Regions from separate parts of the Homo sapiens genome. Here all the other regions are linked to region 2. A link is a contact called in ENCODE Hi-C or POLR2A ChIA-PET data. All regions are on one chromosome and are shown on one strand. Each heading gives the region's core, a stretch centred on a gene start or an enhancer-like site at or near the end of the contact. The rest is flanking DNA. Distances are from core to core; before and after follow the strand shown.

Region 1 (4,258 bases), core at 618-3,117, 1.3 Mb after region 2:
TATATTTAGCTGGGAGCATGTTTACTCTCCCCAGAGCAAGGTCTTTTAGACCTCCTGAGGGCTGGGATACTAGAGCCTTTACACCTGGCCTGGGGCCAGAGCTGTGCTCTCTCTTCTCTGTTCCAGAGGGTCTGGAGGCAGCAGTGAAATCCACCTCAGGTTAGCCCTGGGCCTCAAATCACTGGATCCCTGGCGTGCGTGTGTGTGTGTGTGTGTGTGTGTGTGTGTGTGTGTGTTGTGGGGGGGGCGGGTGGGGAGCGGCGTTCTGCTGGACTCTTGAGCCTACCAGCCTCGAGCTTTAGGCATAGCTTAGGCGGCATTGTGAGGCACTGGAAAGGGCCCTGGCTGCCCCACCCCCCCAAGGCTGGCTCTATCAGTTGCTTATCAGACAAGTTATGTAACTTCCTGAGGCCTTGCTTTCTCATCTATAATGAGGATGTTAATAGCTACCTTATGGGAAGGTATGTGGATTCAGTAAGATAACACACACAAGCAGTAACTACTCATCAAACAGTCCCGTCCTCCCCTTCACCAGCCTCAGAGTGGGAGGACTCTAGGATGACTTGACTAGGCTCCCAGGAGACATTGTGTGTGATTCAAAACATTCATTGGATTAAAAGTTCAAATATGAATACAATCTCTTTACAAGTCAAACTCTGAAGCATGTGTAAAGGAAGAAAAAATTCTCCCTTGCCTGCCTGCAGTTTCACTCCGAGATATCCAATGTTCACAGCCTTGGGTGTCCTTCTGCAGAATTTCTATCCTCAAACACAAACATATATAGAGGTGTTTCTTTTTCCTTTTTTTTTTCTAACACGTTGAGATTCCACTAAACATGTTTCTTTGCAACTTCGTTTTTCATTTAAACATAAGTCATGTACCTTAACCTTGGTAAATACATGTGGATCTAGCTCATTCATTTTAATAGCTGCATAGGGTTCCAAAGAAAGTATGAACAATAATTTTCCAGCTATTTCTCATCTGATGGATTTTTTTTCCCACTACAAACAATGCTGCAACGATGATCCTTGCACAAACATCCTCATGAATTGATGCTTTAATTTCTAAGGGGTTCTTTCCCCGAAATATGATTACTGGGTCAAAGGGTATGCTACACACAGTTTATATTTTTTTACAGTTTAACACTGAGAGATGACTTTCTCCAGATTTTTTCGTTTCCCTCTCGGCGTCTGTTTGTTCCGGACACTTTCACTTTTCGAGTTCCAAGGAGGAGGTAGCCCGCGACACCGGCCGCGGGAAACACGAGTTGCAGCCAGCATCCTAGTTAGCGTGGATGCAGGTGGCACTCCGGGGACGAGGGGCTTAGTGGGGAGCACTACACAGCCAGAGGCGGAGGCCCGAGATCTAGCACGACGCTGGGCAAGTGACGGCCCCTCCCCGGCCTTGGTTTTCTTCTGCGTAGTCTGTGACTCTAAACAACATTAGGCTCAGCCTGGGCCTAGAGCTGGTGACCTCAAATCTCGGCCTTTGTTGGCTCCCCTAGGACTGTAGGCTGCGCTTCACCCCTGCTCTGCCCCACTACTTCTCCTCCGCGCGGCCCCACCTTTTCAGAGGAGTTGGCTCAACAAGGCGAGAGAGAGTAAAGCAACCATCATGATGAATCCCTCCCACAGCTCGGTCATTTATTACTTCTGTCCGGCTTTGGCTCGCTCCTGCCCTTTTGGCTCGGCTATCGAGTGCTCCTGCCTGAACCTGGCAAGTAACCTCGGAGCGCGCCCGTTCGGCCTATCACTTGCTTCTGCCTGCGCCGCTCTCCCGCAGGGGCTGCGGTGAAAGCCCAGCGATCCTTGGCTCGGCCAGCAACTTATGCGCCCTTTACCTGGAGCAGCCGCTTCCGGTTCCGGTAGCAGCTAGTCACGCTCGGTACCAGGCGCAGATCATGGCAGGCAGCCGGCTGGAAACCGTAGGGAGCATCTTCTCTCGGTGTGTGCTCCCAGCCGTGGTGGGCTGAGGGTGCCTCCCCCAGGCTGGGGTTCTCAGCCGGTCACGCTCTTCCTTGGAGCGGACCTGAGCAGGGCGAGGCGTATTGCAGGGTGCGGGGGCTGAGCTGGGTGAGGCCCTCTCATGTTTTCTCCTGGCTCCGAATAGTTGTGCCTGAGGATGCCTCTCCTTGAATTTATGTGTCATGTTAAAGATTATTGCAGCTGCCTCTCCCCGAGTGGAGGTCTCTAGGAAGAGGAAGGGAGGAAGAGCCTGATGGGCCTTCCTTATCAGGTCATGCAAGACCGCTCTTTGCATTTTTCCGTGACCGAACGTGGGTGGGACGCACAAAAGAAGATAGAGGGATTTAACTCTCCTGAGCGTTGTTAAGTTTGGTTTGGGATGTGGACAGATCTTCTCTGTAGGTGGGGAGCAGTCCTTCCCCGTTCTGTGTTGCAGACCGCATAATACCTTTAATGTCCCAAACTGTGCTAGACTGATTCAGGGGCTTTGGCAGGCTACTGCAAGTGACCCAGTTTCGTTCTGTTCCCTCCCTAAGGACTCGGGACCTGGTTCGGGCCGGGGTGCTGAAGGAGAAGCCCCTGTGGTTTGACGTATATGACGCCTTTCCCCCGCTGAGGGAGCCCGTCTTCCAAAGGCCTCGAGTGCGATATGGCAAAGCCAAAGCTCCCATCCAAGACATCTGGTACCACGAGGATCGGATTAGAGCGTGAGTGCTCAGCCCTGTAGTGGACAGGAGGCAACAGAACTTCAGAAGGGAAGGTTTCGGTAGCAGTCTGGGAATTCAAACATGAAATTGAGTCAGGGGTTTGCCCTGTGGAGAAGGCTTATCTAGCCAAATTAGGGAGGCAGCACCCCTTCCTCATAGTGAAACTGAAGTTCTGAAAAGTGGAATCTGGAGCCCAGCAACCGAAAGATCATTGCAATTATAGCCGCATGTTTCTGGGCATCTGCTTTGGGCCAGGCACTGTACTAAGCTCTTTGCAAGCATTATCTCATTCTCTAAAGGCCTTACTCTAACTTGTAAGGAAGGCATTCTTGTTTCCATTTTATTCAAGGAGACTGCGAAGCTCAAGGAAATTAGCTAACTTCTTGTAATTACTAAATATATAGGAGGGTGGCAGATCTGGGAATCACATCTCTGACTCCAAGCTTATGGTGATCATTATGCCGGCCTTCTCCACGAGTGGAGATAGGAGGAACGTGGTCTGTGGATCTAGTAGTCCGGCTCTTTGAAGCCACTCAGATGAAAGGATGCTTGAAAGTCTAAGAGAGGCCGGGTGCGGTGGCTCACGCCTGTAATCCCAACACTTTGGGAGGCCAAGGCGGGCGGATCACCTGAAGTCAGGAGTTCGAGACCAGTCAGACCAACATGGTGAAACCCCGTCTCTACTAAAAATACAAAAATTAGCCGGGCATGGTGGTGGGTGCTTGTAGTCCCAGCTACTCGGAAGGCTGAGACAGGAGAATTGCTTGAACCTGGGAGGTGGAGGTTGCAGTGAGCCGAGATCCCACCACTGCACTCCAGCCTGGGCGACAGAGAGAGACAATCACTAGGAATTTGAAGGAAAATCATGTGTTCTTTATTTTTTTTTAGCATCCCTTTTCTCTTTTTTTTTCTTTTTCTTAAGCTCAGTGGCAAGAATACTTCCTCTTTTATTATAAAAGCAACACATGCTACTTGTAGAAAATTTAGATACACAAAGAAAGCATAAAAAGAAATCACAGGCTGGATGTGGTGGCTTGTGCCTGTAATCCTAGTGCTTTGGGAGGCATAAGGGAGGATAGCTTGTGCCCAGGAGTTTGAGACCACCCTGGGCAACATAGCAGGACTTGTCTCTACCAAAAAAAAAGTAGTTGTCTTAGTTTACACTCTGATTAGCAGTTTCTGAGAGTTCTTACTTTATCCTTGTCAGTATTGATAATGATTATTTAAGAATTTTTTTTTTCTGGGCCAGGCACGGTGGCCCACGCCTGTAATCCTGGCACTTTGGGAGGCTGAGGTGGGCAGATTGCCTGAGCTCAGGAGTTCGAGACCACCTTGGGCAATATGGTGAAACCCTGTCTTGACTAAAATACCAAAAATTAGCCGGGCTTGGTGGTGGGCACCTGTAGTCCCAGCTACTTTGGATGCTGAGGTGGGAGAATCGCTTGAAACTAGAAGGTGGAGGTTGCAGTGAGCTGAGAGTGCACCACTGCACTCCAGCCTGGGCAACAGAGGGAGACCCTGTCTCCAAAAAAAAAAAAAGTTTTGTTTTTTTCTGATCTAAGTATTTTTTTTTTTTTCGAGATGGAG
Region 2 (4,471 bases), core at 1,913-4,412:
ACTATTCTGTTGTCTGGAATTAAAACCTGTATAACTAATTTGCATCCCTTTATCTTCTTAGTCAATAAAACCTACAATCCTCTTTCTAAAATGGTCATAGTATACAACCTCTACATTATCTTCACACCTCCTTAATTTAGATCTTTTGTTTCTCATTTGGATTATAATTGTTTTCTCCTATGTGACTATAGTGTCTTTATGTCTTAAGTTATAAATAATACATGTTTAAGAATTTAAAAATCACAGGCATGGCCGGGCATGGTGGCTCACGCCTGTAATCCCAGCACTTTGGGAGGTCGAGTCGGGCAGATCACAAGGTCAAAAGATGGAGACCATCCTGGCCAACATGGTGAAACCCTGTCTCTACTAAAATTACAAAAATTAGCTGGGTGTGGTGGCACGTGCCTGTAGTCCCAGCTACTCGGGAGGCTGAGGCAGGGGAATCGCTTGAACCCAGGAGGCGGAGGTTGCAGTGAGCTGAGATTGCGCCACTGCACTCCGGCCTGGCGACAGAGTGAGACTCTGTCTCAAAAAAAAAAAAAACAAAAACCCAAAAAAACAAAAAAAAAACAACAACAAAACAGGCATATAAATTATCTAGAGGTAATCTGCAAATAATTGCTTCAGGCATTTCTACATGTATACAAACTAAAAAAAATTTTTTTCAACAAAAGTAGGTTGATACTATGCCTTGTACTGCTGCTGTACTTAGATTTTTTTTCATTTCATTATTTTATTTGAGAGAGGGTCTCGCTCTGTCACCCAGGGTAGAATGCAGTGTTGCTATCATGGCTCACTGCAGCCTCCAGGGCTCAAGCAATCCTCTTGCCTCAGCCTCCCAAGTAGCTGGGACCACAGATGCATGCCACCAACCCCTGCTAATTTTTGTATATTTTGTAGGACTTGGTTTCATTATGTTGCCCAGGCTGGTCTCCAACTCCTGGGCTCAAGAGATCTGCCAGCCTCAGCTTCCCAAAGTCCTGGGATACATGAGCCACTGTGCCCGGTCTTCAATTCTAATATATTTTTGTTATGTCACACATCCACCCTTCTTTTTAACAGCTGTAATCCATTATATGGCTATACCATACTTTTTTTTTTTTTTTAATTTTAGACAGGATCTGGCTGTGTTGCCCAGGCTGGAGTGCAGTGGTGTGATCTTGGATCACTGCAGCCTCAAATTCCTGGGCTCAAGTGATCCTTCCATCTCAGCCTCCAGAGTAGCTGGGACCACAGGTGTGCACCACCATGCCCAGCTAGATATATAGTCATTTTTATCAGTTCCTTAGTGATAGACATTTAAGCTCTATAACAGCAAGTTATACAAATAATATAACAAGTAAGTTGTATAACAGCAAGTTATTTAAGGATATGTATGAAGTTAGGAGATTTTTCTTGTGGGGAGGGCAGCAAGGTCAGCCTTTAAGGGATTCTGATGGAGCAGACCGTTGGCTCTCAAACCCCAGGGCTTGGCAAACGATGTGAGTTTAGCATCTTGCCAACTAAATTATTTATTTTGCTCAAGTTATCCTTTTTGCTTGCAACCAACGGCCTCTAATCAGCTGTACAGGTTTCTAATTGTTCGCTATTATGAATTGGTGCAATAAGTCCTTCGACATTCTTAGGTTCTTCGGCAAACATACAAGAATCTTAACTATTTATCATGTAAGTATTGCAATTTGTCTTATTTGTCTTCTGTACTGCTCCTTGAGAGCAAGGGCCACTTCTCATTACTCTGAATCCCAAGTACAGCATTGCATTTTTTTTTTTTTTTTTTTTGAGACGGAGTTTCACTCTTGTTGCCCAGGTTGGAGTGCAATGGCGCGATCTCGGCTCACCGCAACCTCCGCCTCCTGGGTTCGAGCGATTCTTCTGCCTCAGCCTCCCCAGTAGCTGGGATTACAGGCATGCGCCACCACGCCCGGCTAATTTTGTATTTTTAGTAGAGACGGGGTTTCTCCATGTTGGTCAGGCTGGTCTCGAACTCCCGACCTCAGGTGATTCGCCAGCCTCGGCCTCCCAAAGTGCTGGGATTACAGGTGTGAGCCACCACGCCAGGCCTAGCACTGCATTCTATAAATAATTCTTTTAAGTAAAATTCTCATAATATTAACCATCAACCATTTAAAAATGTACAACTGAGGCCATTTTCGTAAAAATAGCTCCATGTAGGTCAAAGACCACAAATAATTCTTACTGAAAGAATTTTTCAGTCTCAGATTAATCTTTCTAAATTATATCTTGTTCATGACCCAAGTAGTTAAAAAAAATTGTTGCTACCCACCACCTATAAGCCTAAATGCCTGATATTCAAGAACTTATTTCTAGATTATTAGTGATTCTCTACATGTGCACTCTAGGTCGGTTAAGTATAATTAGTTGTTTGCAATAAATACAGGAAAAATTAAATTCAAATTACGAATTTGATATGCCCTCTTTGTCTCACAAACCTTCAATTCTTGCAATCTTTACACATCTGGCAGGAAACTGTAGAAAGCAGATCCCATTTATAGGAAAGATGAATATCGCTGATACCCTTTCAATAGTCCCACGGCGACAACTTAGGCGGCAAGAATGAAGTGTGGGATGTGGGAACGAAGACTTCACAGTGTGTGGTCCCGTCCTCTCACCACCGTAATGAGAAATGACACCTCAGTTTGGAGCCTTCTAACTCGATTAGCTTTGGTAGGTGGAACGCAAGTCCTACAAACCTTAGACTGTTCCTTCCAGAGAGAACCACTAACCATGAACCTTCTGCACCAGGGTTTCTCAAAGTGCGGGCCACAGACCACCTGCTGCCGAATCACACGATGCTGGGTGAAAACGCGGATGGCCTGGGCCCCACCCTGGAATCTCAGAGTCCGAATACTTAACTACGGGTGTGGCTCTGAAGTCTGCGCTTTCCACCAGTACGCCAGGTGGCTCCGTCTTTGGCGCGCAAGTTTGAGAGCCGTGGGGCCCCGCCCTCCGCCAAGGTGGGCGTGGGTGGCGTAGCAGAGCCCCAAGCTCAGGCCGCCTGCGCAGGCTAGGGCCGGAGGCACGCAACCCTGAGGCAGCGAGTCGCCAAGTCTCGTATGCGCCCCGCAACGCGGGAACTAGGCGATCGCTCCACGCTCCTCCCCTCCTTTCCCCTCCCACAGCGTCCTGCGCGCATGCGCTTCGCAGCTTCTCTCGCCGCCGCGCCCCCAGCTGCTCTGGTTACGGTTGGTGTTTGCGAATTCTCTGCGGCACCTTCTTCGCTGAACTCCACCGTCAGTTCCATAGGCGCGCGCCCGCGTCACGTGGGCCGAGGTTCCGGCGCGGCTGCTGGCCGGCGGCTGAGCCGGGAGAAAGGAGCTGCGGCCACCGTTCGCCCTACTTCTGCGCCTCGGGGCGGGCGCGCCGGTAAAAATGGCGAAATGGGGGTAGGCGGCGCTGGACCTGAAGAGATGGGGCGCGCAGGTGGGGCGGTTGTCAGAGCCCCCTGACGTGGGCGCCGGGCTTTTATCGGCGATTTGATCTGGCGACCTCGGGCCGGCGCCTAAGAGGTCAGACTGCGGAGCCTGCGGGTCGCCAGCGGCCCCGCCGAGAGCCGGAGGCAATGGATGAACAGAGCGTGGAGGTGAGGGGGTTGTGAGGGTGGTGGTTAGTCCCCGCCCCCACCCGATGAGCGGTTTTTATTCGGGGAGTCGTGCCCATGTCCTCCCTCCAGTAGGGCACCCCTACCCCGCCCCTGCCGCTGTGGAGAGGGCTGGCCCGGTACCAAGGATGCCGTGCCCATTCTGCAGCGCTCCGGGTGTCTTGTGCTCACTGTTCCGCAGTCAGGTGGTGCGTATCCTGGAGTTTTCAAGGATGTCTTGGCACAGGTACTCATCCCCACCGGGTGTTTGCAAACAGCATCCTTTTCCGACCAAAACTGCAGATTCATCAGATGGATGTACCCTGCCACTCGCCACCAGTCCTTGCGAGTTCTTGAGCTGATCTAAATCTCCTTCCAAATGGATAGTCATCTTTCCCTCTCAGTGGCACATTTTGCAGGCTTCTGCCCTTCCTTCCTAGATTGAATCAGCATATATTATCTCATGTGTAGTTTCCAGAACAAACTCTTCTTTTTATAACTGATTCTTGTAAGCTGTGAGTTAAAATAGTTGGGATATGTAGGATATGTAAGTAAAGGCTAGGAATATATTTTAAAAGATTGTTTATTGAACATAATTGTGTAATCATTATCAAATTTTGAACCTTTCAGATACTGAAATAGGAAATCCTTGCTTTTTAGTAAGGGGTAACTATGTTATGGATATTCCACTTGAAACTAGTCATTCAGTAGTCTTATTGTCCACCCCGTTGCAGGTTACAGAATCTGCATCTCCCAGGTTCTTTCTGGCCCTACAGAGTCATGATGAGATTAATGAGTAATTTTCTCCTTAATTCCTCATATAAAGTATTATAAAGGTTTTGTAAACTTATCTTGGTTTTAGGAGGGTTTAAT
Region 3 (4,144 bases), core at 1,566-4,065, 1.0 Mb after region 2:
ATACAGGCCCTATTCCAGGCCACCAATGTCCAGTGGGGCAGAGATAATGATAATTATGCCTTCTCTCAAGTACTCCAGGCTGAGATGCCCGTAAGAGGTAGAGAGGGTGGGAAGGCAACCTCAGACTTGGCTGGTCGGTCACACAGGACATGTCTCTCTCTGTCCCATCCTCCCCTCTGCTTCCCCACTCTCCTCAGTACAATGTTCATTCTTTAAAGCCCAATATAATTTTTGAAAGCCCTAGATTTTGGACCCAGCTTCAACACTGATTTCTCATCTCTTTGGTGCGTTGCTTCCTCATGTCAAACTTATTCATTCATTCAAAAAGTACTGACCTATTAGGTGATGTGAAAGGTATTATGTTAGGAGACAATATCTTATTTTCCTCAAAGGAATGCTGAAGCCTTCCTTCCCCTAAAAAAACAGAGGCTTGGGAAAAACCTGGAGATAAAGCATTTTAAAAAGGTGCCTAAGAAAGGTAAAGATTTTAATAGCCTTGTTTCATATCCCTGCTATCAAGGCCATGCCATTCATGCCATAGCAACCACAGGTTCCAGGCAGACCCTGCATGGACCCTTCTTGGGACGAGCGGAATCTCAGGACGTGCCTGACAGGTGGCAACATGTGAGGTACTATGCAGGAACAGAGGGGATGAGCCCTTTGTCCTTGACCACAGTCCCAACACATGGAGCAGTAACTATCTCCCCCATCATCCCACCCCTAAAAGCACCCCTCTGTGGCCCAGCCCAATGGACAAGAGATGCTGTCATTCCAGCTCTATCTGATGGAAGGCTACACAGGAGGCTGCCTGCTCAAGGACATATCCTTGGTATCATTCCAGGCCACCTTGATCTCGGAGTTCACAATAGCCTGTGGGCTAGATGGCTGAAAGGGAAAACAGAACTCACCACCACCATTTCAGCCTGCACCACATGCAGAGAATGCACACATGCCAGCTGCCAGCCAGGCAGCCCTTGACCGCATCCAAGGCCCCTTCATCTAGATAGCACTGCCAAACTAAGCAGGGCTGGTTCCACTTCGGCAGAAACTGGCAGAGCAAAGAGGTAGTAGACCAGCACCCTCTGCCCCCACATTCTGGAGAGGAAAAGTCAGAGCCTCAACTGGAGTCTGTGAGCACCATGTGGTGCTGAGGAAAGATTCGGAGAACCCTGTTCAAGGAATGACTAGTTACGTGACCTTGGGCAAATCAACATCTTCATTTTAAATACTAATGGTTGAAATGAGATAAATGGGGTAAACTCAAATGGGTCTGAGCAAAGGTACAACAGCAGCACAGGGAGAAAGGTTCTTACATTATAAGGCTCTGTATAAGTGAAGAAAAACTAGTGTCACCTGGTGGCCTATTCCAGGTTACCACTCAGAAGGGGGCACTGTTTACAAACCCAGGGGTGGGGGTGGGGCCTGGTTAGACAGCAAAGTGAAAGTATGAAATTGGCACCATTTTGCCTGCAAGCTCACCTGCTCCACTGCCTCATTCCCAAAGTCCAAAGGAGCAACTTTGTTACAGTAATTAAAAGCCACCTTACTCTCCAGGAAAGAGCCTGCGGTTACATAATATTGGTCTTACGACTACAATGGCCCCCCAGGCATCTGAGAGAGGTGAAGCCCAACCCCTACCACCCCTGTCCAAGGTGCCGGTAAGCAAAGCACAGGAAGGTGTCCAGCCTAGCCCCTCCCTCCTTGGGAAAAAGCAAGGGACCTGGGCCTCCAGATAGGAGGAAGATGGCCAGAGGGCCCCAGGCCAGCAGCCTCAGTCACGAGCCAAGGCTCCTGTGAAAAGCACAAAGGGCACCCCAGGACAGCTCCCATCCTCTATTCCTGGTTTTGCAACCAAAAAAAAAGGCTAAATCTCCGAATGACACGGACCACCATCCCCACCCGCCAATACACACACACTTCTACTTCCCTCTTCGGGCTCTCCAAGTGGGCCGTATCCCTCCACTATCCCATCCTCCAGAGCGCTGCGGTCCCGAAGGGCAGCACCTGGGGAACGAGGAAGCATCCTCCTTCCCCCCGACCTCCCGCCCGCGCCGCCGGCCAGGTCCGCAGGCCCCGGCCGGTCGGCCGCCCTCCCCCACCCGGCCTGGAACAGCGCCGGAGTGACTGGGCGTCCTCGCTGCAGGAAGGACGCCCCAGAGGGTGGCGGTGGCGGCAGGAGGAGCCGCGTCACGCCCGAGCCCTCTCCACCCCCTCTTCCCCGGCCCCTGACATCAGGGGCCTCCACGCAGCGCAGAGAGACTCCCGGGGGCGGGGGCAGCGGCAGCTCCGCAGCCCGGGCCTCCAGCAGCGCCACGAGGGTGGCCGGGGCAAAGGGTGGCGCAGCCCGGGCTGCGCCGAGAGGGAGGGGCGGCGGGGGCGCGCTGCGCTGCCCGGACCGTCAACGCCAAGGGCTGCGGGGCCAGCCCTGTTCCAGGCCTTGGGGCCGGCTAAGGAGGCCGCAGGGCCACCGCGGCGAGGGCCGGGTCGTGTAGAGTCGCACGCGACGGACACAGGCCCGCCACCCGGGGGACGCCCCCACCCACCGCTCACCTTCACGGAGGCGAGTCCGCACTGGGCCCTGGGGAGGAGCGATGGCCCGAGGCAGAGCACAGGCAGGGGCGGTGTTCCCTGGGCTCCTCCTGCAGCTGCAGCAGCCGCCGCCGCCGCGGTCTCCGGCTCCCGCAGCCCGAGGCCGATCGCTCCCTGCCGCGGTCCGCCCTTGGAGTTTCGCCGGCCGCCCGCGCTCCGCCTCACGCCGCCCGCCCGCCCGCCCGCTCCGCACTGGCGCCTCACAGCTCCGCTCCGCTCTGCCGCTGAGCGCGGCCGACGCGCGGCCCCCGCTGAAATAGTGCCCCGCCCCCGCCCCCCCGCCGCGCGCGCCGCCGTCCGCGCTCCCCATTGGCTGAGCCCGCCCGGCCCCGCACTGCGGGCTTCTCCCCGCGCCGCTCTCGCCCCACATCTTGTTTCCTCCCACAATGCCTCGGGGCGGAGGGAGGGGGTGGGGAGGAGGAGCTGGAGCGGGTGGGGGAGGGAGCCGTGGCCTTAAGAAAGGAGAGGAATGCGGACCCCTCCCCCCGGGGCTGGAGAGGCCAGGCCTGAAAAGGAATAAAGAGACATGGTCCTGAGAGAGGAGGAGAGGGAAGGGTGTGGAGACCCCCAGTCCCAAGGAGAAAAAAGGGAGAGGGGGATGGAGATTTCAGACCCAGGGAACAGATGGGGCTGAGGTAGAGACCCCAACCTTAGAGAGGGGAGGAGATGAAGTCACCAGCCTCAGAGGAAAAGACAGGACACTCCCTCCTCCCGTATCTGTGAGAAAGAGAGGGACAGCCAGCCCTATGGAGAGGGAGAGGCATAGGAGCCCCAGGACTCCCTCCCCTCACCTTCCGGGAAGGTCCCTTCTTCCTCCTTTGTTCTTTGAGGCTGAAGGACCTAAACTCCCAGCTGGGCCCCCAGCCGGTATTTGTCTACAGGAGCAATGGAGACAGAGCCGAAGCAAAATTGATGGGGATGTGTCTTTGGTACGCAGGCCTCTGCTGTCCTTGCACATTTATGGCCTTGGGGTCCTGGGATGGGGGTGAGAGTGAGCGATTTCTTGTCGTCTGTCCCTGCCTGTCCAGGTAGACAAGGTTGGAGGAGAGTGAATAGAAGCCCCCAGAGGTGGTGCCTGTCAGAGCTGTGAGGAGCCTTCAAAAACCACCCATCCACACCCCTCACTTTATAAAGGAGAGAATCCAAGTACAGAGAGCCCTGCCAGATCCCGCAGGTCAGGCTTGACTTGCTTCTAGCTGAAAAGAGGTGCACCCAGGAAGCAGCCCCTCTGGAGGCTCAAGAGACTACTTCTGGGAGAGTGGGTGTGAACGTGCGCGTTGGGAGCCTGCCTGCCCTCACTCCATCCCACTCCCAGGAAAGATCCTCAGGCCTGCGGTTTTCTTTCTGGTCTGTTTTATACAGAAGTGTCTACCTCAAGGGCTGACGAGCCTTTATTGGGAACCAAGCATTTTGGCCATACAGTAGGGATTAAGAAGCTGCCGGGGATAGCTCCCACTCCCATCTTTTCCCCTTCGCCTCTCCAAACCATGGTCAGGAAGTCAGACTTGCCCTGGCCCTGGCCTGCTCTGGTTTGAAGCATCAAAAGTTAGTGTTC
Region 4 (4,174 bases), core at 1,383-3,882, 1.5 Mb before region 2:
AGACTCCCAAAATAATTAGCATACTTTTTTTTTTTTTTTTTTTTTCAAGCTTTGAGGACGAAGTCTGAGGTCTAGCTGTGGTACAAAACAAACTTTAACATTTTTCTGGAGTATAAGGCTCTAAACTTTATGCATCATAAGAGTGACAGCTTAATTCGAAAAGTCTGTGTATGTAAAACTAAACCATACATATTTACATTTAACAGCATGGCCCCTGCTTTATTAAAAAATGTTCCTGAAGGTCCGGCAGGGTAGCTCACGCCTGTAATTCCAGCACTTTCGGAGGCCGAGGAGGAAGGATCGCTTGAGCCCAGGATCGCTTGTTGCCCAGCCTGGGCAACAAAGTAAGGCGGCCCACACCCGTCCCCCGCCCCTGCCCGTCTCTTAAAAAAAAAAAAATTTAATACTAATGTAACGGAGTTTATACCTTAAAGATTTTTTATCCTTAAAGTTCAAACATATGGCAAATTCATGTTACTCCAAGTATACTGCAAAATAAACAGCACTCTAAATAGTTCTGTGCCTAGTCTTCCTCTCTTGTGCTGCTGTCGACTTCTCGTTGCCCTGCAGTCAATGATATCACATATTTCTACAATACACTACAGTGCTTTCAGCTCTACGGTGCCTACACAAAAACAAAATAAATCCATAAAGAGGGGCCCCTGGGATGGATGGGAAACGCCTCCAACAAGCCTAGTGGCTGGTTTTTGAGTCAATCAACTAACTCTTGGCAGAAAGCCAAGCAAATGGAAAACAGACTTTGAAACCGGCTAATCTACAACTCTATGACAATACCTTTCTAAAAATGTTCTGTATTTGCTAAATCTAACTCTTTTCTCTATGTCTCTATCCCTCTGCTGAAAATAAAGCAACGTTATTATGCTGCCATAAACAAGGTTTTTTCCCACCACTGGAAGTATTGTCTTCTTTGCTCTAACAAAGATGCATGCCATTTATTCACTGCAATAGATAAGCAATTATAATGCTGTAAGATGATTCTGTAAATGTTGGGCACAGAAATCCTGCCTGCTTTACAAACATTTAAAAAAACTTAGATGAAACTACAACTACACCGAAATTTTTAGACATTTAAGACCTTTATTTCCTTCTAGCATACAGTAATTCCTTGCCTTTTCTTATTTTGATGGGCAGTTACAATTTATAAGTACTTTTTAAACTAGGAACAACCGGTTGGGAACTATCTGAAAGCAATCAGCTAAGGCAATTTCCAAAAAGAAAACCCAAGCAGAATCTAACGCACACCCTTAACACGGGGCCAGTTTTTAAGAGGTAACAACACGTTCCGCGTTTTTAGTTTTCATAAGCAGTACAGGTTTATGATCCTAAAAACATCTCACCATCATTACAACGGAATTCCTTCCAAAACTTTAAGTTGCCGGATGGTTACGTTTCAGCCCTTCTAAATTAGCTTACGCTTTACTCCAGCAACCAACCCCAGCAATCCCGGGTCAATCTGGAGAACTGACACCACCGGTAGGAGGCAACCGAGAGGGATAAGACTTTCAGGAGCAGAATTATGACAGATTCTCTAAGGAAACACTACAGTTTTTCCTTCGCCTGGCCCAGGTGCAACATCGATTTATCTTTTGGCCAAAATCTGGCGCCAGGTTTCAAACACGTTTCCTCTGGTTGCCACCAAAGTGAAGCAGGGAAGGGAGTGGACTGCTTCCCATTGATCCTTGGAGGATGGAAATAAAGCAAGAATAGGCTGCAGGGAGACGGCAATCCTATCTTCCCCAAGGCCGCTTGGTTTGCCCGGACCTCCACCCAGCAAAGCGCTATTACAGCTTTTAGTCACTTCCATCAGTGTATACTTTGGTTGCGCTCTGGGTGCCGGGGGCCCACGCGGGGCTGGTGCCATAAAAGCCCTGAACTGCCTGAAAAAGGGGCGGGCGCCAAACAAGCCAGGGAACTTACCCAGTTTCTTCCACATGGCAAGGTGACAAGCGAGAAAGCCTTTGCGGATGGCAGCGCAAACCTTAGCCGGCTCGGACGAGGTGAAACCCTTCTGCTTCTTGATGAAACCCCACAAGTGCTCCCGGGCAAACTGTGCCGCCTCCCGCCCGCCGTGCCCGTCGCACACGGCGAAAAAGGCCACGGAGGAACGGCGGCGGCAGCAGCGGCTAGGTGCCGGCGAGGCCCCGGCGTCCGGGAGAGGGTCGCGAGCCTCTCGGGCTGCCACCGCTGGGCCTTTCCCCGAGACTTCGCCGCCGGGAAGGGCGGCCGGCGACGGCCGCGGAGGCAACGGCTGAGACAGCGACCGCCGCGGCGAGGGCTTTTCTTCAGCCGTCGGTTCGGGCTCCACAACGATTTGAGTAACGTCCTCCATGTACTTCCTCCCGCCCTGGTCGGAGAAGACGCTCACTCCCAGCGAGTACAGCCCCGCCATGGCCGGCTGGCCGGGATCCCGCCGGTCCCACGCAGCCCGCCGAATCCGGCGGCGGGAGACACACTAGGCGCTCGCCGGCCAACTATTGTTTATCTTCGACGACGCCGAGAAGGGGGAGGGGGCGGACCCGGAGAAGGGGGGGCGCGCGATGTCTGGACTTGTCCGCGAGAGCTGGGCCGGAGCGCCGGAGCGAGCAGAGCCAGGCAGTTGCGCCTGCGCACTGCGCTTCCCCCCACCGCCCGCGCCCACCACACAAATCAGGCGTTCTCCCCCGCTGACGTCACTCGGCTCTCTAAGCTCGACCAATCCGGAGTCGAGTGGAGCGAGCCCGCCCTCCGTCCCCGCCTTCGCTCCCGCCTGCGACGGCCGCGCTGCCTCCTCCCGCCGCTGGCGCTGGGCCCGCGCATCTCCTAGTTTGCTTCCCCTACGCCGCGGGCGTTTTCGCCCTCCGGGTTGTCGGCAGTTGTTGATCCTTTCCCGAGCGGCTTGGTCTGTGTAGGCTTTTGGCTCAGTCCAGCGTTCTTAATGCGGCCTGCTGGCCTTGGCGTCCCGCTGCTTGCTTTGCTAGGAAGGTGGTGTGGGCTCGGGCCCCCAGCGAGTGGAGAATGAAGGGAGAAGAGTTCACCCTCCTCCTAAGCGAAATGGCGGGAAACCTCCCTTCCAAAGGGCGATTGTGAGCTGGCCGGAACAAGTGCTGCACCCTTGAGCTGGATCTGGGTGGGACGTATTCGACTGGGAATGGAGGAGGGAGGGAGTCCAGTTCTGTTGTTTAAAAAGCACTTAGGAAATTTCCACCGTCAGCTGCACAGTCTCGGTTCACATAACTAGGTATGTCAGAGACGTAAGAGGGCTGTATTCTAACGAATTCCTAGGCAGATCTTTTCAGCTTTTGTTAAAGGTAGTGCTCGTTCCGACCAGCTCTGGATACAGCATTTTATTCCTGCGGTATCACTTCAAGTTATCACTTGAAAATAACTGACAAACACTGCCAAGAGCCCCAGTGCTCTAACGGTTTGGTGATCGTCCCCTCTCTTCACCGAGTCGGTCACAATCCCAACGCTAAAACCTTTGCACGGATTTTCATGGAGTTAAGCCGCAGAGCGAGGAATACACTAGTATTTGCTCAGTAGCATACGTTTTGTAGTTGAATCACTTTAAAGTTCACTTTTCCCGTTTTTGGCCATTTCTTCATCAATCTGTACTTTCCTGTAAAACCTTTGAGATTTTCAAATGGCCTAAAAACAGTATGGAAACGGGAATGGGGGGAATGTACATACAGTTGGCACAAGAAATAAAAATAGAAAAAATCTTTATATCAATAAAAATATAAATAAGCAAAATCAGCTCAAGAAAATGTAGAAAATCTGAATAGATCAACTAAGTAAAAATAAATACAATTGAAGATATTCATTACCCCAAAAAGCACTAGACCAGATGGTTCCAGGGCATGGAAACGCTTGAAAAAAAAAATCCCAGCTTGTTTGGAGAGGTAATCATAACCCTGTTAGTAAAACCTAAGCATTATGAACACTAAAAGGAAACCTACAGACCCTGTTTTGTAACGATGAATACAAAAATCCTAAATGAAATATTAGCATTGTAATTAGGGAGCAGCCTCCATATCACAAGAACGGTTTGTGTAGCTCTATATTATTCATCTTACCGTTCACCACGTTTGACCCAAGAGATTACCAAAAGATAATTCCATCATGCTTTATAATCCTTTCCACCTCAATCACAACCAGTAGGATCTGCGTCATCCGT
Region 5 (4,526 bases), core at 2,027-4,526, 1.9 Mb after region 2:
ATGATAAATTCCCAAATTTGCCTTGAAAAGATTTTCCTCTTTAATTTCACTAGCTTTTTGAAATGGCTAGCCACGAAATCAAGGAGAGAAAAATTTTTCAGACATCTGTTATCATCCTACAAATCATTTCTGAAATTAAATTATCTAAAAGTACAAAAGGCTGGGCTGCATGCAAGCTATGACAAGTCCAGGACAATTAATAAAGCAACTAAGAGTGTAGGTGGGTTTCTTTCTTAGGAGAAGGCACGCATTCCTGATCTCTTTGATCAGAGAAAGAGGGTGAATTTGCAAAATCAATTCAAGTGCACCGAAGGTTGCCAGGTTTCTTTATTTGCTTTCCTTCTCTTCCATTCAATGTTAAAGCCAAAAGGGGCTTGAAAGATCACCTTGGTCCACTTATTTTACAGAAGAGGAAATTGAGACCCAGAGGTAGGGAATGTCTTGCTCACTTTCATAAGAGGCGGATGGAAGTAGAGCCCCATTTCTGGCCTTGTCCCACTACCCCATCACAGAGGAGTGAAGTTCCATGCAACCCAGCACTACAGCCCAATGTCATCTTAAGGCCTCTGTTTGGGGCAGATATATATTAATAAAAACCGTGGGGAAACTCTGGTAGACATAAAGGGAAGGGAGGAGAGGCAGGAAGCCCACACAGGGGCTAAATAAAACACTGCACACTCCCCCTCCCATTAAATGTATTGTTATATACAGACACTCTTTCTTCCCTTCCCCTTCTGACCTCTGCCTGGAGACTCTTCCCCCTTCTACTCTGGATTTTTAAAACTTGTGATGTATAAAAGTACCCATACTCAAATGAAAGGATCTGAGAAAGAAAAGGAAGGAAAAAAAAATCACTTTGAAACCCCCAGGCCTTATCAGCCTTAGATTTCATGCCATCTGGAGTCACCCCAGTGGATGCCCAGCTCAGCTCCGCCAGCGTCCCCTTCCCTTCCCAAAGCACATTCCAAATCCCAAGTGCCCCAAGAGAAACCTGTTGCCTGGACCTGTAATTAGCGCCCTCTCCCCTCCTTCCCACTGCTGTCCCCCTTGGCCACAAAGCAGGCTGTGCCTTCTCAAAGCTGATCCCCACAGCCACAGTTGGTAACGCGTGCTGTGCTTGGCTGACAAAGAAAAGTTGCATTTGCTCTCTGGTGGAGTTTCTCTGCACAGTCCCCAGGCCGGGAAGGCAGACTCTCCAGGAGCCGAACCCTCTCCTCCCCAAGCCTAACCTTGGCAGCCTCTGAAGCTGCAATGGGACAGGCTCTAAAAAGAAAACCCCAAAGCCAGCCACAGCAGCAAACTTTTGAGCCAACTCGCTAGCTCAGTTTAAAACTACCCAGTTCTAGCACAGAAGCAAAAGAAGGCACTGTCCCTTTAAATGGGGCTGTCAATGCCCAGATCGTTCCTGAAAAGGGGCGAACAACAACAACAAAAAGCAACCTACCGTCTTGGAATCTAACTCATGGTGGGGCTGACCTAATACTTTATCTACACTTGCTGGGTCTGCGAACGTGACGAAACCGAAGCCTCTGAAAGGAGACAAAGAGGGAGAAAAACAAACAAGAAAATGTGACACCATTGAAAGCAACCAGGAGTGAGACCTAAGGCTGAATGAGGAGCAAAAGTTGCCCCCCACGCACCCCCACCTCCCACTCCCCTCCTCCAATTCCCCTCCTGCCTACAGCCCTCCACCTCGCAAGAAAAAACATCAAGGTTAACGGGGGAAGTGGAACGGGGGCAGGGAGGGTGGAGGTAACTTGGAAAATGCTGGTGCCTCCACTCTTTGGCCACCTCAGTTTCCTCTCCTCCTCCCCTTCCCTTTCTTAACGCTTTGTTTTATTCCGAAGAAAGCCCGGCACTTAGAAGAGATTTACCACCATCTTTCTAAGAGGGATCTTAAGAGTTTGGGGAGCTGGGAGTGTGGGGGAAACACACATTAAGATCAAAAGAAAAAAAAAAACTATGCGAAAGTAAATGAAGCTGAATGTCATTTTAAACAGAGAAAAAGAAGCGACGGGAAAATGACTTAAAAGCAGAGAGATGGGTATCTCTGTATCCAGAGTTCAGCTCCAATTAACAATAACCTCTGGGGTTACTAGGGGGCGGTGGGGGTGGTATAGAGCGCCGTTCGAGATCAGCCACGCGCCTGAGCCCCATTCTAATCCGCTTAGCTACTTCCGAAGACACCTCCAAAAATAAAACTTAAACTTTGTTCTAAAATAAAGACAAAATCCAGAAGGGAATGGTTTACCTGGAGCGTTTCGTAGTGGGATCTCTCATGACCATACATTCTCTAATTTCTCCAAATTTGCTAAAATAGTCTCTAAGGCTATCTGTAGAGAGAGAAAGAGAGAGATGGGGGGGGGAGAGAAGGTGTGGAAAAAAAAAGCAATGCAAATTTTGATCAAGGACAAAATCCAAAAGTAGTTTTCTGTTGTTATTCTGTTTTGTTTTTGCATTTTTTGCACACGCGGGGGAAATTCGGCAACAGAGGTCGCATAGAGGGCTCAGAAAGGATTTGCTATTTAAAAAAAATAACCTTGCACAGGAGAAGTGGGGAGCCAATGGCGGGGGGGGGGGGGCTCCTACACCGGGATAACAAAGAGCAATAAAGAAGCCAAGAAGGGGGGGACCCAGGCGTCCCCCCCTCCCTCCCTTACCTGGTGAGGTCTGCCAGCTCAGTCCACCGATAAACATTTTACTAGAGGGAGAAAACATAACAGAAGTGAGCACCGATGTCAGATCGGCCATTTTGACGTGTAACTTACAAAAGCTAAAAGGAAAGCGGGGGGGAGCGAGCGAGCGAGAGCCGGGAGGTGGGGTGGGGGAGAAGGTGACGGCGAAATGCAATCCAAAGGTGTGTAACTTCCACGGGGGGGGCGCGCGGGAGAGGCGGGGGGGCGCGGGAGATGCCCGGCTCCGCGCACCGCCGTCCCCGCCGCTGCAAGGAGAGCGAGCCCAAGGCGGCGCGGTGGGCAGCGGCTGGAAACTTACCCGGGGTCGTGCTGGGAGTCGTTGGCGCTGCCCGAGGTGCCTTGGCTCCCATTTGCCTCCATATCTGAGCCCCCCCGCCCCCCCACCCCCAAAAAACCAAGCCCCACAGCGATCGGAGCGGAGCGGCGGCCGGCTCCGAGCCCCGAGATCTCCGCTCCCTCCTCCCCCTCCTCCTCCCCCCCGCCCGGGCTCCTCCGAATCTCTCTGCGAGCGGCGGAGCCGGGGCAGCGGCGAGAGCCGTCACACGTGGGCTCGGCTTAGCTCAGCCCCGCTGCCTCGCACACCCCCCCGTCCCCGCCCCCCCGGCCCATCCCCACCTCTCCCCCTCCTCCTCCCCACCCCCATCTCCTCCTCCTCCTCCCCCTCCTCCCCGGCGCACGTGGGGCGGAGTTCTAGAACGTCGTGTAACCAATGCCGGTGACGTCACGCACCCCCGTGCGGCCCCCGCCTGCCCGCGCGCGCACACTCGGCCCCCCACGGCCGGACCCACAAGGGTGGCGCGCGAACCCCGCGGGCGGAGGGGACCCCGCCTCCGGGCCGGCAGGGCGCAGGGCGAGGGGGAGCGCACCCCGACTTCCCTGGATCACATGGGCTGCGGGGGGCGGGTGGATCGGGGGAGGGGAGGCGCGGGGAGCTTGCTGCGGCTCCTCACCCGGACCTGGGAGAAGACGCCCCCCACCCTCTCTAGTTCGCCCTCTCCATTCAAGTTTGCCGGCCCCTGCCGCCGAGATCCGGGAATGGCACCAGCCGCCCGCCCTCCGCTGTGCCCTGTTTCCAGCCACCGCTCAGAAATTTAGGTCAAGGACGTCGGGAGCAAACCCACACCCTGGCGCTCCTTTGGCGGCCCCCGAGACGCCCCAGGATCGGGGGGCTTCAGGATGGCGGAGACCCTCCTGCACAAACACCAGCCACAAGTTTTATTTTCCTTTTGCGCTGGAAGTTCTCTCTGGCTCTGGCTCCACACCGGCACGTCTTGCGCGGTTCCCCGCCCTTCCCCAGTAGAGGTACCAATCCGTGCCCGGGAAAGGTTATTTTGGAACTTTGAGAAACTGACGCGATTCCAGTGGCGAGAAAGTGCCGAAGAAAGGGTTTCCGCGTTAATCATACAGTGTTTTAAAAATGTAATAAGATAGGTTATAGGAGTCAAGGTCACATGATTGAGGTTCAAAGCAAATGTTTGTATATAACGAGAAGTACTTTTGGGGTGTCTCTGGGATGGATGGGAAGGGTGGTTATTTCAGGAAACCCCTGTGTAATCCGTTCGTTATATATTTTATTTCTCACCCAGCCTTTGTATGCCAGGATAGTAAAGTGCATGATACTGAAATAGCCCAAGACCCCTCACGACCTGCAGAGGTAGCTAGGGTGGCAGAAGGCTTCAGAATCACTCCCACCTTAGCAGCAGTAGTATTGTGCAGCACGGGTTCTGGCATACAGTAGGTGCTTAATAAATGCGGTTTCATACCTTCATGCACTGAAAACTCCAAAAAGACAATGTCTGTAGCCTTCCAAAGGCATCGCATGAAAGTTTC
Region 6 (4,250 bases), core at 1,423-3,922, 1.1 Mb after region 2:
GCACAAGAATGACTTAGGCCAGGGAAGCAGAGGTTGCACTGAGCTGAGATCATGCCATTGCACTCCAGCCTGGGTGACAGAGGGCAACTCTGTCTCAAAAAAAAAAAAAAAATATATATATATATATATATATATATACACACACACACACAAACACACATCTATATATATACTTAAAGGATGGTCTGAAGAATAGGCAATCTATCCTTCCCTTGACAAATTTCAGAAGTTCTTTTTCCTTTTGGGATCTATGGACTCCTTTAAGAAGTTGATTAAAATTCCAAATCCTCTTCCCAGAAAAAAGTACACACATGCATATAATTTTGTACATGCACACATGCATATAATTTTCGAAAATATTACAGAAAGCTCAAGGATTACCAAAGGTCATCTGTAGATATACCGAGGATCTACGGCCACAAGACCAAGCATCCCTGCTCATTTCAAATTGAATTTGTATTTTGGGGTCACCGAGAAACATTTGTAAAATATATTTCATCAGCTTTTAGAATTAAGAAAACATGTCCTTCTCCTGAATGACCTATTTACTTTTATCCCAAAGGCACTTTGGATTTTGAATACACAATACTTCTGTACCCTTCTTTACCGTGACTTCTGGGAAGACTAAAGTAAAATTTGCAATCTATCTCAACAAATTCAACGGGCTTTCACTGCAGGCATTTTGTATAGTAATTTATGCGTATTTCATTTAATCCACCCCTCATTTTCCCATTCCTCTGATTTCTTACTCTAGCATTTTTTTTGTGTGTGTGTGAGATGGAGTCTTGTTCTGTCACCCAGGCTGGAGTGCAGTGGCGTGATTTCCGCTCACTGCAGCCTCCACCTCCTAAGGGTTCAAGAGATTGTCCTGTCTCACCCTACCGAGTAGCTGGGATTACAGGCACGCGCCACCATACCCAGCTAATGTTTTGTATTTTTAGAAGATACGGGTTTCGACATGTTGGTCTCCGACTCCTGACCTCAGGTGATCCGCCCGCCTCGGCCTCCCAAAGTGCTGGGATTACAGGAGTGAGCCACCACGCCCAGCCTCATCTAGTTTTCATGTTTTATGGTATCTCTGTAAGTTGCCTCACATCCTTGCGGAAAGGGACTACTGTAAATAAATAACATGAAGAAAATTATCCCTTAAATTCAGTGTGTAGATCTGTTATGGCAAATTTATGACTGCAGGGTTTGATTTTAATTTGTTGTTGTTTCCCCCTCCTTTTTTTTTTTTTTGGAGGAGTCTCACTCTGTAGCCCAGGCTGCAGTGCAATGGCGCCATCTCAGCTCACTGCAACCTCCGCCTCCAGGGTTCTAGCGATTCTCCTGCCTCAGCCTCCCGCGTAGAGTGGATTACAGGCGCCTGCCACCAAGCCCGGCTAATTTTTTGTTTTTTCAGTAGAGACGGGATTTCACCATGTTGGCCAGGCTGGTCTCGAATTCCTGACCTCAAGTGATCCAACCGCCTCGGCCTCCCAAAGTGCTGGCGTGAGCCACCGCGCCCAGCCTGATTTGAATTTTAATTCATTAGCGACGTTTAAAAATCCCAGGATTTCACATAAAAATCCAGATTTCAGACGTCGAAAAAAAATGTAAAATGTTATCTCCCAATGCCGCAGGCAAACAGGATCACAGTCCTGAATAGCAACCGCGGTATCTAGTGGTTACGGTTCTCACATCCATTTTGCTCCATTTTATTACCTGAGAGGACCGGTATTTTCAAAACCTGGTGTATCAGTAACTTTTAGGGAAAACTTTTGAAAAAAGGACTGCACACACGCACCCTTTCTTCCTTCTCGTTCTTTGAAAGGAAACAACAGAAACGATTCATTCTGCAGGCATTCTGCGCTAGTCCCACGGACAGGCGACTAACAAGAGATAAAAAGGTGTGGGTCCCATAGGCGGTACGGTGTTACCCCTTCTGGTTGGCGGGTACCACGTTGCCGGTCGGGATACGGACCCACTGCGACTAGCACTAGGAGTGCTGACCCGAGCTATGCAAAGTTCTGACGAGAAGGCGGAACGGTACTTAATGAAGAGGATTAAGGAATCTAAATCGGTTTCGCTAAATTAGACACATCTGTCTAAGCAGCCACGGTCTATTCGCAGCAGGGGCGGGAAGACAAACCAACGCCCCAGCTCTCCGTTCAATCACCCGCAACTCAGCTCTGGATTAGACGCACCCTACGAAGATACCCGGGTTTCCGGAGCAACCGCCCGGGCCGTCCCCCTTTGGCCCCGCCTCCGAGACTCTTTCCCGCCAAAGGCCGTTATCGCCGCAGAGCATGGTGGGACAACGCTTTAGGCTAGGTTTCACCAAGTGCTTTGAAGGCGCCGAGTTGCTTTCAAAGATCCTCATTCCTGGAGAAATCGACCATCCTTCAAGACCCGACCTGGATGACTAGCTCCTTTAACGAAAGTTCGTTATTTAACTTTTACCAAACGGCTGGTCACTCTGTTCGCAAACCACCCCAAGCTGGGAACGCGGGGGACTTTTTTACCCCCTTCGTGGGGAGGGTGACGTCGCGCGTGCGTGCGCGTGCGCTGAACGTAGCCCTCGCAGCACCCGTTGCGCTCCCGCGCGTGCGTGTTGGGATCGAATCGCTGTTTCCTTCCGCTTCTCTTCCTCTGTCTCCCCCCCATATCCGTGCGCCGAGCTGATAAAGGCGCCATTTTGGAGGGGCCGCGGGAGACGTGGTGCCGCTGCGGGCTCGCTCTGCCGTGCGCTAGGCTTGGTGGGAAGGCCTGTTCTCGAGTCCGCGCTTTTCGTCACCGCCATGTCGGGAGGTGGTGTGATTCGTGGCCCCGCAGGGAACAACGATTGCCGCATCTACGTGGGTAACTTACCTCCAGACATCCGAACCAAGGACATTGAGGACGTGTTCTACAAATACGGCGCTATCCGCGACATCGACCTCAAGAATCGCCGCGGGGGACCGCCCTTCGCCTTCGTTGAGTTCGAGGACCCGCGGTGAGGCGGCATGGGGCTTGCAGCCTTGAGGAAATAGGTCCGAGTAGTTGGGGAAGGCTCCAAGGCCTTAACATAGAGAACGGGGAAGCGGGGGCTCTTAGAGAGGTTGGGGCGAGACTGTATCGCCCATGCAGGAGTCGAGTAAGGAGCTGAGTTGATGTGGCTTCTCTGGCGCCTCGCCTTGGACGTCCCCGGAGCCCATTCGCAGGCTGGAGCGGGAAACTGAGGCGCTGAGGGCTGGTGTAGTGGTTGGGAGCCTGGCGTGTTTCTGGGTGGGGGAGGGGCCATTCCTATTATGCGGCGCATGTGGGCTCTTCCACGTTGGGTGCGCATGTGCGGGGGGTTTGCTGGTTCCCAACTGAGCGAGCTTCTCCTCCTGGTGTTTCTCATCCCTTTTACTTTCTGCGATCCCGCAGAGACGCGGAAGACGCGGTGTATGGTCGCGACGGCTATGATTACGATGGGTACCGTCTGCGGGTGGAGTTTCCTCGAAGCGGCCGTGGAACAGGCCGAGGCGGCGGCGGGGGTGGAGGTGGCGGAGCTCCCCGAGGTCGCTATGGCCCCCCATCCAGGCGGTCTGAAAACAGAGTGGTTGTCTCTGGTGAGTGTACTGGTTGTGTGGATTGATGTGAAGGGACGAAAACTACCTAAAATTTTTCTCTTGCGTGACAGGTTTAATAATTGCAAATTTTTCATGCTAGGTCTTAAATTGCTTTAGTTTTTGGGTGAATTTAATAAACGAGGATTGCTGCTGTGGTGATTTACCAAATTAGGTTGCGGTACTAGATACGAAGATCGTTACAAATAATTTTGGACTCTGGATTCCAGAATCTTACCAGCTCTCTTTACCTGGTATCACTTAAGTACACCTATTAAGTACTTTAAAGTACTCTTTGTCCTAATGTACCTTACCAGCTTAACGTGAAATTTAAGATAATTGGTACTAAGAAAAAAAAAATCACTTTTTCAGGACTGCCTCCAAGTGGAAGTTGGCAGGATTTAAAGGATCACATGCGTGAAGCAGGTGATGTATGTTATGCTGATGTTTACCGAGATGGCACTGGTGTCGTGGAGTTTGTACGGAAAGAAGATATGACCTATGCAGTTCGAAAACTGGATAACACTAAGTTTAGATCTCATGAGGTAGGTTATACACGTATTCTTTTCTTTGACCAGAATTGGATACAGTGGTCTTAACAGTGGAATTTCAAGGTAAGGATTCAGGCAAGGTTGTCCAAGTAAATTGCCAGATTTCTGGTTTTAGTTACATTGTATT

What was found. Hi-C counts contacts between places; a loop is a spot of excess contacts on that map. ChIA-PET counts read pairs that join two places held with the same protein, here RNA polymerase II (POLR2A). Pooled maps may share reads with other maps.
Region 1: a map of CD4-positive, alpha-beta memory T cell shows a loop between it and region 2 (16-fold over the local background). The contact joins the promoter of MRPS23 here to the promoter of TRIM37 in region 2. A Hi-C loop is called at or near these places in 1 of 168 maps with a recorded cell type or tissue (CD4-positive, alpha-beta memory T cell), 2 of 37 single-sample maps with no recorded cell type and 9 of 50 pooled maps. POLR2A ChIA-PET finds 5 or more read pairs at or near these places in 1 of 52 experiments (T-cell).
Region 3: a loop to region 2 is called in a map of tibial artery, with 16 times the contacts of the local background. The contact joins the promoter of DYNLL2 here to the promoter of TRIM37 in region 2. A Hi-C loop is called at or near these places in 2 of 168 maps with a recorded cell type or tissue (CD8-positive, alpha-beta T cell and tibial artery) and 13 of 50 pooled maps.
Region 4: a map of CD4-positive, alpha-beta T cell shows a loop between it and region 2 (10-fold over the local background). The contact joins the promoter of PPM1D here to the promoter of TRIM37 in region 2. A Hi-C loop is called at or near these places in 4 of 168 maps with a recorded cell type or tissue (CD4-positive, alpha-beta T cell, CD8-positive, alpha-beta T cell and naive thymus-derived CD4-positive, alpha-beta T cell) and 11 of 50 pooled maps.
Region 5: a loop to region 2 is called in a map of B cell, with 10 times the contacts of the local background. The contact joins the promoter of MSI2 here to the promoter of TRIM37 in region 2. A Hi-C loop is called at or near these places in 2 of 168 maps with a recorded cell type or tissue (B cell and CD4-positive, alpha-beta memory T cell) and 8 of 50 pooled maps. POLR2A ChIA-PET finds 5 or more read pairs at or near these places in 1 of 52 experiments (activated T-cell).
Region 6: a map of B cell shows a loop between it and region 2 (7-fold over the local background). The contact joins the promoter of SRSF1 here to the promoter of TRIM37 in region 2. A Hi-C loop is called at or near these places in 3 of 168 maps with a recorded cell type or tissue (B cell and naive thymus-derived CD4-positive, alpha-beta T cell), 3 of 37 single-sample maps with no recorded cell type and 12 of 50 pooled maps.

What each region holds. Positions count from the first base shown.
Region 1 is chr17:57,847,653-57,851,910 of GRCh38, reverse strand. It overlaps MRPS23 (mitochondrial ribosomal protein S23), which reads left to right and starts at 1,867. Exons shown (of 5, transcript NM_016070.4): 1 at 1,867-1,944; 2 at 2,501-2,671. The coding sequence starts at 1,901. RefSeq lists enhancers at 1,372-1,881, 1,557-1,886.
Region 2 is chr17:59,105,571-59,110,041 of GRCh38, reverse strand. TRIM37 (tripartite motif containing 37) reads left to right here and starts at 3,162. Exons shown (of 24, transcript NM_015294.6): 1 at 3,162-3,601. The coding sequence starts at 3,581. It overlaps LOC124904039 (a long non-coding RNA gene), which reads right to left and starts at 2,946. Exons shown (of 2, transcript XR_007065864.1): 1 at 2,451-2,946. SKA2 (spindle and kinetochore associated complex subunit 2) reads left to right here. Exons shown (of 4, transcript NM_182620.4): 4 at 1-185. RefSeq lists enhancers at 2,639-2,718, 2,759-2,808, 3,179-3,278, 2,755-3,414, 3,369-3,498 and 2 more and a silencer at 2,939-3,048.
Region 3 is chr17:58,082,090-58,086,233 of GRCh38, reverse strand. DYNLL2 (dynein light chain LC8-type 2) reads right to left here and starts at 2,815. Exons shown (of 3, transcript NM_080677.3): 1 at 2,551-2,815. It overlaps DYNLL2-DT (DYNLL2 divergent transcript), which reads left to right and starts at 3,030. Exons shown (of 3, transcript NR_110809.1): 1 at 3,030-3,518; 2 at 3,618-4,144. RefSeq lists silencers at 2,026-2,155, 2,196-2,615, 2,656-2,715, 2,726-3,075 and an enhancer at 2,792-3,086.
Region 4 is chr17:60,598,651-60,602,824 of GRCh38, reverse strand. It overlaps PPM1D (protein phosphatase, Mg2+/Mn2+ dependent 1D), which reads right to left and starts at 2,632. Exons shown (of 6, transcript NM_003620.4): 1 at 1,939-2,632. The coding sequence starts at 2,410. RefSeq lists enhancers at 2,513-2,562, 1,723-2,710, 2,711-3,699.
Region 5 is chr17:57,255,273-57,259,798 of GRCh38, reverse strand. MSI2 (musashi RNA binding protein 2) reads right to left here and starts at 3,276. Exons shown (of 14, transcript NM_138962.4): 1 at 2,995-3,276; 2 at 2,661-2,701; 3 at 2,252-2,333; 4 at 1,445-1,529. The coding sequence starts at 3,056. LOC101927510 (a long non-coding RNA gene) reads left to right here and starts at 2,803. Exons shown (of 3, transcript XR_007065860.1): 1 at 2,803-2,857. RefSeq lists enhancers at 1-37, 1,024-1,113 and a silencer at 3,092-3,721.
Region 6 is chr17:58,005,668-58,009,917 of GRCh38, reverse strand. SRSF1 (serine and arginine rich splicing factor 1) reads left to right here and starts at 2,672. Exons shown (of 4, transcript NM_006924.5): 1 at 2,672-2,974; 2 at 3,391-3,575; 3 at 3,945-4,117. The coding sequence starts at 2,781. RefSeq lists enhancers at 2,321-2,370, 2,319-3,037, 3,161-3,210, 3,481-3,530, 3,862-4,250.